2 separate regions of the Mus musculus genome follow, and region 2 is linked to region 1. The links are chromatin loops, found by intact Hi-C in ENCODE. Cell type or tissue: left cerebral cortex. All regions are shown on one strand. Links, peaks and the distances in the headings refer to the core of each region. The heading gives the core; the rest is flanking DNA. Region 1 has its middle 4.4 kb from the start of Epb41l3. Region 2 holds the start of Zbtb14 (zinc finger and BTB domain containing 14).

Region 1 (2,905 bases), core at 89-2,588:
CCAATCCTCCCGTTTTGAAATTGGAAGTGTGTTAACAGAGGTTCAGGACTCCAGATTTAAGTTCACAGTGAAGACCGGAGTTAATTAGAATGATAACTAGTTTTTGTGTCTGTCTGCAGCTCCCTCTTTCCTGGGAGCTACAAAGCTTAAGCTGGGGGGGGGGGGGGGGCGGGGAGAGAGAGAGAGAGAGAGATCCTGACTTGATTAGTTCTCTGGCCATCTCACACTCTCTGGGGCTCAAGACACTCTGGCATATTTCTTTAAGGCTTCTAAGGCCTTTCTCAAATCACCTAGTCACTGGCCTGAAGCTGAAACTCATTAAAGGAGGGAAAGAGATTAACAAACGATTGAATTTACTAATGGATGGCACAGATAAGATGTAAAATAAATGTCCCCAGCAGGGATGAGTGGTGGCTTACACTGAGCAGGCCTGAGGAGATGGGGAGGCTTGGCCAGGGAATCTAGAGTATCTACAATGTCAGTAGGAAAGGGAGGGGACATCCAGTTGCCTTGGCTGGAGAGGAGGGGGCTTTGATACCTCCTATGAGAGAGAAGGTTAGGAAATTATGTTACTGGTCTGCTATGGAGTTTAGGGACTGTGTTTTCTAGATGTGCAGCTCTGGAAATTAAAATTTTGAATGGAATAGTGGGGGGGGGGGGGGAATCTATGGCACTGCATAGACTGTAGAGTAGATAGGCAGATTCCAGGCTGCAGAGAGGAGGGGCCTATGGTCCAGACCCAGGAGCCAAAGGTAAAAAAGACCTAGAGTTCTTTACATCTAACAACATGTAAGGGTTCAAATATCTAATATGCATGAGGGCCACTTGTTAGTTTTGAGACATGTGTACCTGTCATACGGGCACATCTGTGGCTCTGTTTCATAAATCCATGAATGGAGGCAGTGTGTGTGTGTGTGTGTGTGTGTGCACGTGTGCACGTGTGCACGTGCATGCACCTTCAACGAAGGTCCCTTCCTTGAAAATGGACGAGAACAAACCATATCATTTACAACAAACACAAACTCAGCAATATCCTTTGAGACCCAGATGGCTCCGAGCCTTTCATTCATTTTGATGCAATGTTTTTGCGATTTAAAAAAAAAAAAAAAAAAGTTGAACGCAGCCTGTTCTCTCCATGACTCATGAATCCTCGTGGATAAATCAGGGGTGGCATGTGGGTGACTACTCTCCAGGGAGGAGGGAAAAACAGTAGAATGCTAAGTATTCTGTTTGAAAAGTTAGGAATGCCTAGCTAATTATCCTAACAATCTGCAAGTTCAAGGACTGCATTAAGAGCTACAGAGGTAGCTCAATTGGTAGAGAACTTGCCTAGAAGGCAGGACACCCCAGGATCGATCCCCAGCACTGTACACACTTCACCAGGCAGTATATGCTGGGTCCCTAATCTCAGCACCCAGCTGGGGTCAGGCAGGAAGAGCATAATTCAAGTCTTCCTCAGCTACATGGCAAATTTTAGGCTGGCTTGTCTCAAGTCATCTCATCCTTACCAAGTTGAAATGGGAAGCTGGGTAGCAGTTGCTCTAACTTCCTTTGGGCACAACCAAGACTATCAGCTACTACTTTTGTGTATCTAACACAGATACGGAACGAAAAGAAATGCCAAAACAGGCAACTCACGAGCAGATCATTGCTCTCTTAGTACTTAACTCGCGTGTGCTCAACTGAACACTCTGCCCTGCCTTAATACTATCTTGCAGGAGCCCTTGGTAGTCATCTCTGTCTTCCCACAGTGCCTCACAGAGGACATTGCAAGTCAGAACCCATTTTTTTCTAAATGAATGAATAGATGCCAAATATTGGCCTATGCTACCTCTTTACATCTAGGATTCAGACACCTTATGTAGGAAAACATCAGGGTGTTTTCCAAACTCCTTAAGCTTCCATATTCTAGGATTCTATGAAGTTCAAAAGGCACCATGGACTCGGTGAGGAGCTAGCTGCTAAGTGCTTGCTTTTGAAAGATCCTGGCAGAATGTAAAAGGACACAGAAGCCCTGAAATTGGCAAGATAGACGTCAGTGTTAGCAGAAATAGCTTCACTGATTTAGAAAAATAGAGGTGCGCAATGCTCTGGCCACTCCTCAAACCTGTGTGTCTGCCAATGTTCTGACCAGGTGTGTGCCCATTGCTGCACCCTCATTAGACTCTTTCTTTGTACCCCTCCCATACCCATTTCTTGAGAATAGACATTGTTTAGATCTGGAAATCCCCTACTCTCCCCCTTCTCCTTTCCCCCCTGAGGGCCTATAAAAACTGGGACCTCTTTCCCCTCGAGGTCGACTCCTCTACCCCATGTGTGGGATATGAGTCGTCCCCAGAGCTCTGGCTTTCCCCGAATAAAGCCTCATGTGGTTTGCAACAAGCTTGGTCTATCGTGAGTTCTTGGGTGTCCGCTATTGTCCTGAGGCCTGAGCGAGGGGCTCCTCTTGGAGTCTTTCACTTTGTAAGCATGGGGACCGCAGTTTGATCACTCAAAACCCACATAAGAGATCCAGTCGTGGCGCCATATTCTGGTACTATCAGCACTTTGAAGATAGAGACAGGACTTGAAGGAGAAACAGCTAGAATCATGGGTGACTTCCAGGCCTATCAAAGACTCTTATCTCACAAAGCAAGGTAGAGCAGGCATATAAGGAACAACACTCAAAGTTGACCTCTGGTCTCCACAGGCACACACACATGCACAAGCACACATCCACCTACAAATAACATATCATACCTAATACCGACCAAGTAAGAGTAATATATTAATAGCCCATCTAACAATCACTGGACAATAAAATGTCCAATCCTTCCATATAGAAAGGAGAGGGAGAAATAGTAGACAATAAAAGTTTGAGTAAAAAATGATACTATCAATCACAGCTGGATCAACCACAGCTGGA
Region 2 (2,905 bases), core at 171-2,670, 230 kb before region 1:
CGCACAACTTGGGAGTGGGGAATCCGGGGCCCCGCGAAAGACATGGGGCGCAGTCCGCGCGTGGGGAGCCCACATTCGCATTTCGCAGCCAATGAGCCGCCGGATGCAGCGAGCCCTCAGCATTCTCTCCTAAACAAAAGCTCCCCTGAGCTGTGCCCGCCAGCGACGGGCCACCTTCCCTTCCACCATCCTCCACTTCTCCAGGTCGCGGCGCGGGCGCGAGGCTCTCTTCCTTGGCCCGCAGCAGCCCCGGCGGCGCGACGAGCTCGGGAGCGGGCATGCGGCCGGTTCCGCAGCCCCGCGCCGCGCCGCGCCCTGCTCCGCCCGCGAGCCCCGAGCTCGCGCCCCGCGCACTCCGCGGCCTGCGCGTCTGGTCCTCCCGCGCCCTCCCGCGGCCAAGGGCGGGGGCGGCGCGCGGCCGGCTCCCCGGAGCTCGGCGGACGCAGGCGGGGGAGCGTGCGCGGGGGGTCCCGTCGGCTCCGGGGGAAACCACAGCTGCGAGGGGCGGCGCCCCGCGGGCCGCGCTCGGGCCCGGCTCGGCCGTCCCCACCCCCACCGCGGTGCACTGCGGCGCGGAGAGCCAGGCGGCCATGAACTCGGCCGCGGAGAGAGAGCGCGCGCGCGGGGCCGCCGCCTGGCCTCTTCCCCACCCGCTCGCTGGCCTGCGCAGCCACCGGGGACGCCCGGCCCCCCACGCCCAACCGCGGCCCACGCCCCGATCCCGCTCGCACCGCGCTGCGCCGCCACATCCTGCAGCTGGCTGCTGCCCCGGAGCTCGGCGGGAACGCGCCTCCTCGCAGCCGCCCCGGCCGCGCCCGCCGCCGGCTGCCCCCGCGTCCCCGCGCCCGTCCCCGGCCCTTCCAGCACCCGGCCCGCGCTTACCTGCAGCTTGGCACCGCTACAGACGCTCGCTGTCGCTGTGGGCTCCCTCGCTCGGCAGCGCGCAAGCCAGGGACGGGATGGACGCGGGGGCACGGTGGGTGGCAGTGTTTTGGATTTTTTTTTAATTTTTTTTTTTCTGAGTTTGGGGAGGGGGTGGGGTAGGGGGGGAATCGTGCACGTCCCTGGTGGTGGCAGCCCTCCTCCTGCACGAGCACACACTAGCCAACCCGCCGCGAACACCCCCACCACCCCCCTCCCCGTGCATGCGCGGTGCGGGCTCCGGGGTAGTGGGGGGGAGAGAAGGCGCGCCGCCGCTTGCGCAGGCACGGAACTGGCTGGGGCCTCCCTCGTGAGCGAGCGAGGAAAGGGTTAATCTGGGACCTGACGGGTGGTTGCTTTCCCTGGGTCTACGGGGCCGCCCGCGGAGAGCCCTGGCCTGCGCACGCGCGCGCACGCGCGCGGCAAGGGGCGCGCGGAGCCCGCGCGCGGGAGAAGGGGGTGGGCGGGGTCGGGGCGGGGCTTCTGCCGGCCAGGGGAGCGAATGCACGAGCTCCTTTCTCGAGCACCCGCCCCCTCCTGGAGCTCCCGACTCCAGGGCTCCCGCCGGCGCCCGGCCTCGGCACTGCGTCGGGAACGCGGGGAGCCTGCGCTCCCGTGCGTGTGCGTGTGCATGTGCGTGGGCCATGTCTGCCCCTGGGCGCGCACGGTTCGGGCGCTGAGCTCGGCCTGGCTTTTGGGCAGGTGTCCCGGTGCACCGTCTGTCTCCCCTGTACCGTCTCGACCGAATATCCAGGCTCATGGCTTGGTTCGTGCCACTGAGGCATTGTTTATGGGGAGCAGGCATTTGCAGAGCAAATGAAGTGCCATTTTTGATTTGGAGTATAAGGGGAAATTCCGGTCACCCTGGACAAACTGCTCAATCCCAAAGCTCTAGATCTACCAGACTAATTGGTGCCTTTACGTTTACCCAGGTACATCCCTCTCTAGCCATCATGTTTCCAGAACTAGGTTGCACTTGATGCTCCCATGGAGAGATCTGATAGCCTGGTAATGTCAGGACATCCATGTAAGTTATAGCTCCGCTGCTGCTGAAACCTTGTGTTCTCTGTGAGGCACTTCCTGATCCTCTTTACCTGCCCTCAGGCCCACGACCTGGAAAGTCCCTTTAGCCCCAAAATTTCTGTTCAACCTGCAATACTGGCAGCTGGATTGAGCTATTGTGCTCCTAAATGTCACTTCACTTCTGCTGCTTTGTCACACTTTCAACAGTCTTATGTTAAATCACGTGAATAACATCTGCAATTAGGGCAGGACCATGGACTTCTGGGAAGATGTAAAAGAATGCCTGTACCGGATGCCTAAGTAAACATGAAGGAAAACTATGGTCGCCTCAATTTTCTAAAGGACACCATATTCAGCCTCAGCTAAAATATTAACCAGTACTGGTTTAATGTCCCCCACGGTGTTTAAATACACGCCTTCAAATTTTTATTTTCTGTGTATGAATGCTTTGCCTGCATGAATGTGTGTGCACCACGTGTGTGCCTGGTGGCAGCGGAGGCCAGTCAGAAGGGGGTTCAGATCCCCTGAGACTGGAGCAGGATGATTGTTAATCACCATATGAGTTCTTGGAACTAGACCTGGGTCCCCTGAAAGAGCAGTAAGGGCTGTGAACTACCGAGCCAAAGTTTTAGCTCCTACTCGTGTCTTTTGGTGCACACAATAGCCTTTGTGTTAGTAGGGTTTGGTGAAAGACTTGAGATAGAATAAACCTGGTCTAGTGTTACTTTTTTAAAACGATTTTATTATGCGTGTGTGTGTGTGTGCGCGCGCACACAGGTGAGTATATGGGGGTAGCGCATATGATGCGTATGCTCCTAGAAGCCAGAGGCCCTGGATCCCCTGACCATCATGAGCCACCTGAGATGGGTGTTGGCCCTCTGGTCCCCTGGAAGAGGAGCAAGTGCTTAACTGTGGGTCATCTCTCCAGCCTTTTAAGCCCCACTCTCTTTTCTGGAATGGA

The links. Peaks named below come from ENCODE experiments on the same cell type or tissue, not always from the same donor. Only the 100,000 strongest peaks of a DNase experiment are listed, where the experiment ranks them.
Region 2: a loop joins it to region 1, with 4 times the contacts of the local background. A loop is called at or near these places in 1 of 42 quality-filtered maps.

What each region holds. Positions count from the first base shown.
Region 1 is chr17:69,153,463-69,156,367 of GRCm38, reverse strand. It overlaps a transcript of Epb41l3 not described here. Among named protein-coding and RNA genes, the nearest start is that of Epb41l3, 4.4 kb to the left of the region's middle. In left cerebral cortex, for the core only: no CTCF peak of the experiment used is centred there; a DNase peak (open chromatin) is centred at 1,136.
Region 2 is chr17:69,381,247-69,384,151 of GRCm38, reverse strand. It overlaps Gm49894, which reads left to right. Exons shown (of 3, transcript XM_030250167.1): 1 at 1-52; 2 at 141-976; 3 at 1,854-2,905. The coding sequence ends at 1,901. Zbtb14 (zinc finger and BTB domain containing 14) reads right to left here and starts at 348. Exons shown (of 3, transcript NM_009547.3): 1 at 1-348. In left cerebral cortex, for the core only: CTCF peaks have their summits at 925 and 1,485; DNase peaks (open chromatin) are centred at 652, 1,276, 1,445 and 1,937; H3K4me3 peaks cover 1,915 bases; H3K27ac peaks cover 1,538 bases.